Linked DNA regions of Homo sapiens: region 1 is linked to region 2. A link is a contact called in ENCODE Hi-C or POLR2A ChIA-PET data. All regions are on one chromosome and are shown on one strand. The core of a region is the stretch at or near the end of the contact, and the rest is flanking DNA. Distances in the headings are between cores, read along the strand shown. Region 1 overlaps PNPLA3 (patatin like domain 3, 1-acylglycerol-3-phosphate O-acyltransferase). Region 2 holds the start of SULT4A1 (sulfotransferase family 4A member 1).

Evidence for each region. A loop is a pair of places that touch in the nucleus more often than their neighbours do. ChIA-PET counts read pairs that join two places held with the same protein, here RNA polymerase II (POLR2A). Pooled maps may share reads with other maps.
Region 1: POLR2A ChIA-PET joins it to region 2 with 10 read pairs in activated T-cell. The contact joins the enhancer-like site here to the promoter of SULT4A1 in region 2. A Hi-C loop is called at or near these places in 1 of 168 maps with a recorded cell type or tissue (heart right ventricle) and 2 of 50 pooled maps. POLR2A ChIA-PET finds 5 or more read pairs at or near these places in 2 of 52 experiments (activated T-cell and endothelial cell of umbilical vein).

What each region holds. Positions count from the first base shown.
Region 1 is chr22:43,925,037-43,930,645 of GRCh38, forward strand. It overlaps PNPLA3 (patatin like domain 3, 1-acylglycerol-3-phosphate O-acyltransferase), which reads left to right. Exons shown (of 9, transcript NM_025225.3): 2 at 1,899-2,131; 3 at 3,788-3,853. Among named protein-coding and RNA genes, the nearest start is that of PNPLA3, 4.0 kb to the left of the region's middle. RefSeq lists an enhancer at 1-71. Within about 2 kb of position 3,560, at least 2 of the 41 ENCODE cell types and tissues checked have a DNase peak (open chromatin) inside an H3K27ac peak, as active enhancers do.
Region 2 is chr22:43,858,938-43,864,763 of GRCh38, forward strand. SULT4A1 (sulfotransferase family 4A member 1) reads right to left here and starts at 3,576. Exons shown (of 7, transcript NM_014351.4): 1 at 3,277-3,576. The coding sequence starts at 3,445. RefSeq lists an enhancer at 1,392-1,891.

The DNA of each region.
Region 1 (5,609 bases), core at 2,310-4,809, 66 kb after region 2:
CTGGAGTCTAGTGGGGAGGGGTACCTTGAAAGAGGAAAGTTGTTTCCTCCTCCTCCTCCTCCTCCAGTGTTTGGGACCCTTCCTGGGGGCTGGAGTGCATCCCTGGACACCCCCCAATCCCATCCTCTTCTCTAGTTTCCACTGACCTAGGCCCACCCTCCCCTCTCCGGCTCAGTACTCCTGGAAATGAGATTCCGTACATTTGAATCTTGTCCTAATGAAATATTTGTCCATGTGGGTACCTGTGTGTGTGTGGTGGGGGTGCAGACGGAGGGTTTGTTTCTCACTAGCTGGAACTACTGGGGTGTGGTATGCTTCCTGGGAATTTGTGTGCCACAGTCCTGGAGGCGAGGAGGGGGTTGTGAGCCAGTAGGCAGGGGCTGGGGCAAGTAGCATTGTGAAGCTATTGACACCCAGACGTCCCCAGGCAGGAGATTATGCCCCCATTAGCCCCCTTTTATCTGGGCTTCCTTAACAATGGACTCTTTGCCCTGCCTGCCAGAGCCAGCAGGGAGTGACTGTTCAGTGGTGAGGAAGCGGGCAGAGGAAGCCCTGCCATTGGGTAGGAGCAGTGGGCAGCCCCTGGGCTGACTGGGAGGTGGGGATTAGGGATTAGACAGTCCTGGCTGTCTGCCTTCCCCTAAGCCAGGGGGAGAGGAGCAAAGGGCACGAAATGTGGCCTCCAGGAGGATTAGACCGCCACATGATCATTTGCACACCCTGGGGTTTAGCAACAATAAAAGTCAGCTTTTTTGTATCCCAAGGTGGCCTGTGGACACCCACATGGACAAATGTTTACACTGGGACAGAATTCAAATGCAGAGGTCCCAGGAGCCTAAAGTACACTCACTCTGGTATAGAAAGGATTCCTTACTGGGCAGAGGACAGGTGCAGCCTGGGGCTTTCCCAGGCAGGACACAGGGAGGCTCAGGAACCACCAAGTCCCTGGAAGGTGGATCTGGAGGCGTTGGCAGGAGCCACTCCCTGGGTTCCAGGGCTCCAGGTTCCTGCTTTAACCCCCTGTCTCACAGAGGGCTGTGCACTTGGGGGCTGCTGAGCATGTCCCAGAGGCTGCATCCTGGACACAGCACCTCAGTGCATCTGAGCTGAGGCTAACTTGGCAGGAGGGACAGGCAGAACCTGCCAGCCACGTGCAATTCCACCCCTCTGGCCACTCAGGGAAGGAGAGCTGTGAGTCAAGATCAGATTTGGGTCAGGACAGGCTGGGGCCTGCCTGTCCCTGTGCATCCCAAGATTTATGGCTGGCCAGGGGTTGGGCTGGGAGGGGTGGTCTTGCATGCCAGGAGAGTGCAGATCAGCCTGAGAGGCCAGGCCAGTAAGTGAGGTCAGATCTCCTGCACCTGATAGCATTAAGGCCATCTACACCAAAGCTCTAATGCTGATATGTTCCTGGCCTCTATGTGGGGCATGGAGGTGGGGCATGGAGGTGAGGCCTGCTCGCCTGGGCTTCTGGAAGTGGGAGACTCATTCCTGTGGCTGAGGCCTACAGCAGTGCTGTGTGGTAGGAATACACTGGAAGCCATGATGTCATTGTGCATTTTCTAGAAGCCACATTGAATAAAGTAAAAGACACAGGTAGAATTAATTTCATTGAGCCCAATATATCCAAAATAATATCATTTTCACATCTATTCAATATAAAAATTTACTAATGAGATATTTCATACTAAGCCACTGAAATCCAGTTTGTATCTTACACATCTCAGTTTTGACGAGCCACATTTCAAGGGCGTGATAGCCACATGTGGCTCCCATAGTAGACAGTACTGGTCTAGAGAAATGTTGGTGGCATCCTTGCTGTCTGGTTTCTGGCCTTGCCAAAAGTATTACCATCCCAGTGTGGTACATTCTTTCATGTATTTGTCTCCTGTCCCCAGAGCAGACTCTGCAGGTCCTCTCAGATCTTGTGCGGAAGGCCAGGAGTCGGAACATTGGCATCTTCCATCCATCCTTCAACTTAAGCAAGTTCCTCCGACAGGGTCTCTGCAAATGCCTCCCGGCCAATGTCCACCAGCTCATCTCCGGCAAAATAGGCATCTCTCTTACCAGAGTGTCTGATGGGGAAAACGTTCTGGTGTCTGACTTTCGGTCCAAAGACGAAGTCGTGGATGTAAGCAGTTTGCTTATCTGGACGTTGTCAAGTTAGAAAAGCTGTTTTGGGATGGGTGTGGTGGCTCATGCCTGTCATCCCGGCACTTTGGGAGGCCGAAGCGGGTGGGTTGCTTGAGCCCAGGAGCTCGAGACCAACATGATGAAACCCAGTCTCTACAAAAATTACAGAAAAATTAGCTAGGCATGGTGTTGTGGGCCCATAGTCCCAGCTACTAGGGAGGCTGAGGCAGGAGAATTGCTTGAGCCTGGGAGGTGGAGGTTGCAGTAAGTCATGATCATGCCACTGTACTCCAGCCCGGGTGACAGTGAGATGCTGTCTGGAAAAAAAAAAAAAAGAAAGACTGTTTTGTTTTGGAAGCAACACAGGCAGTTGTAGGCCCCCTGTGCCAGAGTGACATAAACTCTGTACACCTCCAGTGATTTGGTCCATGTTTGTAAACCCTGAATGTTCCAGGGCAGTTTCTTTTCTTCACTTTTTATCTCTTTTTTTTGGGTGGGGGGGCGGGGTACAGAGTCTTGCTCTGTCTCCCAGGCTGGAGTGCAGTGGCGCAATCTCAACCTCCCGAGGAGCTGGGACTACAGGCACAGGCCATCACACCTTGCTAATGTTTGTACTTTTTGTAGAGACGGGGTTTTGCCCTGTTGCCCAGGCTGGTCCCAAACTCCTGCACCCAAGTAATCTGCCCACCTCTGCCTGGCAGTTACAATTTCAAATAATTCCTCCCTTTCCTTCAACACTTGGCTCATGACCGTCCAGTCCAAGGAACCTGTCCTGCAGGTGTGCCTCTCCCGAGCTTCCTCTATGCATCTTCCATAATGAAGATGCCTTCTCACTGGAAACCCTACAAGGGTGGGAACGTGCCTTATTTGCCTGTATCCTCAGGGTCTAGCAGAGAGAAGATAATTTGTAATACCAAAACACCATTAAATTCAGCTGATGCTTTCATAAGCGCTCCTTGGAGGAAGGACTCCATTTACTTGACAGATCTGTGCAAGACAGCAGCCTGGCGCGTCTAACCTGCAGCCAGTTGCATCCTCTGTTTAACCTTGTTTGCGGAAGCTTTCTCTAAACAGCCAGCACTTGTCTGTTCCCACATGGGTCCGTTCTCCCAGTGAATCACCGTGGTGCCTGCTGACTGCTCTGTAGCACAGTGCTTCGCAAAGTGTGATCCTGGGACCAGCAGAGCAGCAGCTCCTTTGAGCTTATTGGAATGGCAGACCCTCAGGTCCCACCTCTGACCTGCTGCATGGGAATTCTGGGGAGGGACGCAGAATCTCTGGTTCCACAGGCTCTCCGGTGATGCTAATGAATACCGGCATTTGAACAGCACCGATCTAGCCCCTTTCAGTCCATGAGCCAACAACCCTTGGTCCTGTCTGTGGTGACCCAGTGTGACTCTCATGGGGAGCAAGGAGAGGAAGTTGAAGTTCACTGACAGGGTTGTTAAGGGGATTATGCAATAGATGAGACCCATGGGCCTGAAGTCCGAGGGTGTATGTTAGTTCCCCGTTCTTTTGACCCATGGATTAACCTACTCTGTGCAAAGGGCATTTTCAAGTTTGTTGCCCTGCTCACTTGGAGAAAGCTTATGAAGGATCAGGAAAATTAAAAGGGTGCTCTCGCCTATAACTTCTCTCTCCTTTGCTTTCACAGGCCTTGGTATGTTCCTGCTTCATCCCCTTCTACAGTGGCCTTATCCCTCCTTCCTTCAGAGGCGTGGTAAGTCGGCTTTCTCTGCTAGCGCTGAGTCCTGGGGGCCTCTGAAGTGTGCTCACACATCTCCTGCCTGCAGGGCACTGGTGTCGGGCACCTCAGGGTCTGTCCCATGGTGGAGCCCCATGCCTCACTGCCTTTCAGACAGAGTAGCCACAGCTGGCCCTATTTCCAGGCTACCCGGGCAGCAAAACTTACTGCATGTGTAATTAATTATTTGGCTATCTGTAAGGTAAACTGGCTGGTTCACTTAATCTGCACCTTAAGCATCAGATAGCTTCTCAGTGATCTAGTTAAACTATATGATGTTGGCCAGGCGCGGTGGCTCATGTCTGTAATCCCAGCACTTTGGGAGCCTGAAGCAGGCAGATCACTTGAGGTCAGGAGTTCGAGACCAGCCTGGCCAACAGTGTGAAACTCTGTCTCTCCTAAAAATACAAAAATTAGCTGGGCATGGTGGTGTGCACCTGTAATCCCAGCTGCTCGGGAGGCTGAGGCAGGAGAATTGCTTGAACTTGGGAGGCGGAAGTTGCAGTGAGCCAAGATCGCACCACTGCACTCCATCCTGGGTGACAGAGCGAGACTCTATCTCAAAAAGAAAAAAAAAAAAAAGGTAAATAAAGTATATGACACTGAAGAATCTGTTACCCCTGGAAGGTGGAGCTTTACTCTTAGGGGGAACTATAACAGTCATATATATATATTTTTTTCTTTTCTTTTTTTTTTTTTTTGAGATGGAGTCTGGCTCTGTCGCCCAGGCTGGAGTGCAGTGGTGCAATCTCGGCTCACTGCAACCTCCACCTCACAGGTTCAGGCAATTCTCCTGCCTCAACCTCCCGAGTAGCTGGGATTACAGGTGCCTGCCGTCACGCCAAGCTAATTTTTGTATTTTTAGTAGAGACAGGGTTTCATCATATTGGCCAGGCTGGTCTCCAACTCCTGACCTCAGGTGATCCGCCCGCCTTGGCCTCCCAAAGTGCTGAGATTACAGGCGTGAGCCATGGTGCCCGGCCAACAATCACATGTGTTGTAAACAACAACAAAAATCTGTCAGCCTGGTCTAACCTAGATTTGTGCTTTGTTTTGTTTTGCCACTTTGTGATGCACAGGAGGAAGTTTAGGCTGTAAAATACTAGCCTTTTAGGGTAATTTTTGAACTCACAAGAGCAGCAGCGGAACCTTTGATGCAATCCTGTATGTAGCACCAGCAGAGCCACGTGGCAGAGGGACTCGCATTAGGAGCCTCCCATTACAGACTACGTGCTCCTGTGCGTTATCTTATAGGGTCCCCACAACCAAGGGGAGATGTGATTATTCATCCTGTGTGGCTGTGGGGAACTTGAGAGTCATACTTGCCCAAAGAGCACGGCCAGCGAGCTTGCACCCAGGTCACTCTCTGCTCCTCTGTCAGAACAGGGCATGTCTTGGTTCACTGCAGGGCGGCTCTTCTCATTCTCTGTAGTTTGGGGTCCAGGATAGTGGTCCACGGAGCCACTGGAGTGCCCAGCTACTGAGTGACCAAAGCATATTTTGGATTTCCGACATTGCCACAGCATGGTTGGGCATCAGCAGGACCCCAACCCCTTGTTATGCTGGTGGCTTTATGTGGTTATTTGATCTTCCCCAGAACTCAGCAGGAGTGCACCCAGCAGCACCGTAGTGATGCTCTCTGGCTCCCCAGTGCACGGTTCTGGCTTTCCTTCCTGGTCGAGAGTTTCAAGCCCTCTGGGTCCTACTCTGTCCTTTTCAGCCCATAGCTTTG
Region 2 (5,826 bases), core at 2,326-4,825:
CTCCCGAGATCCTCCTCTTCAGAACCCTCATTACCAGGCCATTTACCTGACCCTGAGAACAGCCACCCTGGCTTGTCAGTTAACTTTTCAGTGTTAGGATTCTGGCTTCCCCCATGTCACTGCAAGTGCCACAAGGTCACCATCACCTCATGCCCAGCCCTTCTGAAACCTGTCTCTCCCAGGCACAGTGACATACACACCAAGAAAACTAGGACATCCATCTAGCCTGGGACCTGCACACCATGAGTCTCCCCTCAGCTTCAGCTCCCCTCAGCTTCAACCCCTGAGTTGTCTGAAAATGTAAGACTTAAATGAATCAATCTGGTCAAATCCTCTCATTTTTAATGAGCAAACTGAGGTTCAAAGAAACCAGGTGGCTCACCCACGCCCAGGCCCAGAAGCTTCCGTCTGCATCAGTGAGAATGCGCACACACTTCAGGACTGGCCGGAACCAGGGGCAAAATAAACTCAGGGCAGTGGGTGCTCTGGCTGAGCCAGGGACCGTATTTCAAAGCCCAAGCTCCATGACTTTGGGGCTGTGCCCCCTCGGGGACGAGCACCCAATTCAAATCAACCTGTTGACAAAACCAGTGGCAGTGATTGCATCAAACCAACACACAGGGACAAAATATTTTCACAGACACAATCGGATTTAATACAACCACCGTCCCAGGACCAACTACGCTGTAAGAATGAATAGGAACAAAGTCGGTCATCAACAGAAAGGTCCTTCTCAGAAGACACAATGGGCTCCTACTGTCTGGATCACGGTTTTACCTGGCGCTGTGCAGCAGAACTTTCAGCTGTGATGGGAACACTCCATATCTGCGCCACCCAATACGGCAGCCGCTAGCCCCATGTGGCTACTGAGCACCTGAAACATGGTGATGCTACTGAGGAACAGAATTTCCACTTTTATTTCATTTTAATTCATTAGATGTAAGCAGCCGCCTGTGGGCAGAGGGTCCTACGCTGGAGAGCACAGTCCTAACCCGCCATCTAAGCTAGAATGTCGCAAGCACAAAAAGAATCCGAGCAAGCAGCACGGGGTTGTGGGAAAAAATACCGGACAGGAAGCGAAGGCAGGATCTAATTATCATTGCCTTAGCCACCAGAAAGCCCCCACCACCCCTTTGAACCCCAGTTTCTCCATCAGCAGAGGGTGGGAAGGGGCTGACAAGGGACCAGGCCCTTCCGGCTCTGACCACCTGCAAGTTCATTAGGATCTCCTACACCTGGGCACTGGAAATCCAAGGAGGCCCGTGGGTTCCCTGCCATGGCAGGTGAATGGGGCACCTGTTAGTCCTGGCTACTTGCCCCAACCCCAGCACCAACCATGTCTCCCCCATCAGACTGAGAGCTCACTAAGGACAGGCACCAGATGGGGCCCTCTCGGCTTCCCCAGCCCCTAGCAAAGCATCTGGGCACAACAGGTGTTCAGGGCTTAAAAGTCAGCATTAACCACGAGCCTTTCCAGCGTGTGTCTGGACGTGGGCTAAGCGTTCTCACCCGCCATTTTGCTCATCCTCACAGCCACACATCAGCGGGCCGAGGTGGTCTCTTCTCCCTCCGCAGAGACCACAGCTCAATGGGATTCTATGATCTGCCCAGGGTCACTCTGCTGGTAAGCCGCAAAACTGCATTCAAACCCAGGACTTCCAACTCCGAAGCCAGGTTCTTAATGTGTAAGCACTGATGCCTGCTACAAATCCATCCCCAGTAGCAGATGGAAGGAAAGGAAAAGAAAATATGAACTGGGCTACCAGAAGTCCACTTGGAGGGGCCTCAGAGAAGTGACACAAACCTCAAAATCCCTAAGTGGCTGAGACTTCCAGCATTTTAAAGCCTCCAAGAAAGAAGGCTAGGTCCCCCTCCTTCTTGGGCCCTCACGGTTTTCCAAGGGCAACGGAGCACCCATAAGGCAGGGGAGAGGCTGGCCGTGGACCGGGAGACCTAGCTAGACCTGACCTCTGTCCCTCAGCAACTGTGTGACTCCGAACAATTTGTGCCTTCTCTGAGCCTCTGAAAAAAAGGTGTAAGAGTCCCTCACAGATTAACAGCGATAGAGCACTTGGCCCGCAGGACTTAATGAGTGGCCACAGAAGCCAACGACACGCTTAGCCATTCCTAAAGCATTTTAGGTCCCACCCCATGCGGCGACTGGCATGTGCTCAAGATAGCAGCCCATCGAACGCTCTGTTCTCCAACCAACACCCTCCACTGAGAGTCCCTACTCCAATCTTCCTCAGAAGAATGTCAGAGACCTGCCCTCAGGTGTCTGGAACTCCATACAGCTACAACAGCCAAGCCTACAGCTTTTCCTGAAACTGCCCGACTGCTGGTCCGGCGTGACCTTAGAGCCAGACACCTTCTAAACCACGCTGTGATTGCCTCAAATACAGTGGCAACAAGGAAATCCCAGGGCATGTTTACAGAACAGGAAAGCTGCTACCTCCTTTCCCTAAAAACCTCAGATGGGGTACTATACAATCTCCTACCTCAGGTCTGGAAACAGACCAGCCTAGCTTTAATTCCCAGGTCAGCCACTCACCAGCTGAGTGACCTTGGACCAGCCTCTTCCCCTCTCTGAGCCTCTGTGCCTAGACTGTAAAGTGGGAATGACCACCACTAGCTCACACAGCTGTTATTGTGAAAGTGACGTCAGCTAATGCTGGGAAATGTGAATGCCCCAGGTCCTGCCTCGGTGATGGAGGCAGCCCTGAAACAAGAGAATGTACAAGCAAGGCACTCCAGGCGGGGACTGGTCCCATCCCCCACCCGGAGCCCAGGCTGGAAAGGAGGGACGTTACGTTTCCACGCTGAAAGCCCTGACGCCCATGTTATCTCCCTTCCCAGGTGAACACCAGGACTTTGCACTCATCAAAGGTTGGGCAGGATTCAGGAACAGAGAGGTTGAGTGACCTGTCCAAGGTCACACAGCCAGCCAGGTAAAGGGAGAAGCAGGGATGGGTGGCGGCCCTGGGCCCATCCTCCTGCAGCGCCGGCCAAATAGGCTCCATCTCCACGGAAGGGGCCGCTCCCGAAGGTCTCTGACCTTGGTTTCCCCAGATGAGAACCAAGCCCCTTCCCACCCCCACCCCACCCCACCCCGCCCCGCAGGGATCCGAGCATCGGGAGAGCGGTGGGCACGGCAGGGGCGGAGGCCAAGGGCGACCACCCGGCCCAGCAGAAGCCCCGGGCGCGGGCGCGGCGTCTACGCGGCCGCGCTGCAGGGCTGGGGCATGGCGTGGCGGGCGCGGTCGGCGCGGGGCTCACCGGACTTGGGGTAGGTGACGATCCACACGTCGCTGGGCCGCACCGGGAAGTTGGCGATCTCCTCCATCTTCCCGCGGCAGAAGGGCGGCAGCCGCACGCCATGGAACTCGAAGTACTTGCTCTCGAACTCCCCCGGGGTGCTGGGGGTCTCGGCCTCGCTCTCCGCCATGCCGCCGCCGTCGCCGTCGCCGCCGCCGCCTCCCGGCTCGCAGCCCGCACGCGCCCGCGCCCGCGCCCGCGCCCGCGCCCCGCACACGCTCGCGCCCCACCGGCGCGCGGCGGCAGCTCCGCAGGCGTGACGTCATGGCGCCGCCGACGCGCGGCGGAGGCTCCGCGGGTATGACGTCATGGCGCCGCCCGGCACGCGGCCGCGGCGCTGCACGGGCGTGACGTCATGGCGCCGCGGAGCCGCGTCCTCCCCGCCCCGCCCCCGGCCGGGGTCACCCACCCGCTGCCGGGGCTGACAGAGACCCTGGCCCGCGGTCTGCAGCCTCCTCAGTCGTGCGTGCGTTCATTCCGCTCATAGCTTCTGTCACTCAGCAAGCGCTCAACACAGACGCATGAGATACCCTGGCTGGAAGGCCCTGAAAGGTAGTCGTCCATTCAACACGTGCTTAGCGCGCTGCTGATCTGTGCCAGGCACTGGGCCAGGGCCCCGACACGCGTCAGGGTAGAAGCAAGCAGAAGCCTGGCCCTGTTGGAGCTTACATTGGTAAATAACCAAGATAATTTCAGGTAAATATTAGGTCCTATTAAAAATATGCGTCTTCGCCAGGCGCGGTGGATCACGCCTGTAATCTCAGCACTTTGAGAGGTCGAGCACGGGCGGATCTCCTGAGGTCAAGAGTTCGAGACCAACCTGGGTAAATGGTGAAACCGCATCTCTACAAACATACAAAAAAAAAAATTAGCAGTGAGCTGTGAGCTTGCACCACTGCACTCCAGTCTGGGCAACAGGACGAGATCTTCTAACAACAACAAAAAAAAAGTATGGGCCACCTAGTCCAGCCAAAAAAACAAAGTGCTTTTTTTTTGCTTTTTTTTTTTTTTTTTTTTTTTTGAGATGGAGTCTCGCTGTGTCGCCCAGGCTGGAGTGCAGGGGCGCGATCTCAGCTCACTGCAAGCTCCACCTCCCGGGTTTACGCCATTCTCCTGGCTCAGCCTCCCGAGTAGCTGGGACTACAGGCACATGCCACCATGCCTGGCTAATTTTTTGTATTTTTTGTTTGTTTGTTTTAGTAGAGACGGGGTTTCATCGTGTTAGCCAGGATGGTCTCAATCTCCTGACCTCGTGATCTGCCCACCTTGGCCTCCCAAAGTGCTGGGATTACAGGTGTGAACCACCTCGCCCAGCCAAAAAGTGCTTCTTAATATCCCATGAGTAGGGGAGGGGAGTGTTGGATTGCAAATTCCAGGACCCCAGATCTATGGAGAAAAATTACAAAAATATACATTTAGTAAGGCACTTCTTGTGCAAACTATAATTTGAGAGCAACCGAGTTCTAGAGATCTCAGTGCAACCCCTTGCCAGTCATGCACTCAACAGACATATATGAAGCACCTACTAACATGCCTGGGGAAGCACAAAGATGAAAACAACACAGCCTGCTCTCATTCTCTGCAGCCGAGCATCATCAGCTGTGTAAAGGAAAAGAATGATTCCTACCTCTAAGTAGTGTAGCCAGGAAGATGGAAGGAGTTTACACCAACAAGAATCTGGAGCAGAGTGGCTGGACGGGACCTATTCCTACTCTCTCCTTCTTACTGTAGAGTGAGACACGTGCATTCTGACACCAAAGACATACACATGGGCTGAGAAGCGCAGGCCATGTGTACATAGCAGACAGAGAGAGGAAACAGCAATTAATCCTGACTTGGGAAGCTTGTAGATGTCTTTCCAAAAAAGAAAGAGGACATTCCGAGCACCCAGCCTTTATTCAGAATAATTAGGCCAATGGCAAAAGGGCATCTAGCCAAAAGCTAGAGGGATTGAGTGAATGAATGAATATCCTGATGTTTCAGGTGAGGGTTCTCACTGTGGGAGAAGGAAAATGTAAGTGGGGAATGCGAGAAGGCAGGGAAGAACTCTATGGTATTGGATTGGAATTGGAGGTATTGACATGAGTTTATGATATTTTAAAATTCCTATTTCTTATATTTGCTGGAAAAGCCTTTAGGCAGTGATATCTCAATAATACTAGGCATACCCACTGCCCAGATCTTTGCTAAATACTTCCCTCACCAAATGAACCTGGGGTTTCTTGGAGAAAAAGCCAACTCCAGGGCAAGGAAAGTACAAGATGAGCCTAAAATGTCTTGTTGAGTCTTGAACTCCTGCAAGTTCAAAAATGTTGGGAATAGGTCAGAAGGACACAGGGTATAACATGAAAGTATTATCATAGGTCAAATCGGAAACAATTTGAGCATGTTAGACAAAAATGGGAAAAAACCCACGTACCCAACAGTAGAATAGATAAATTGCGATATATTCATACAATGGAATACAGTAATTTTTTTAAAAAAGGAATGTAACTGAGAAGAATGTCACAG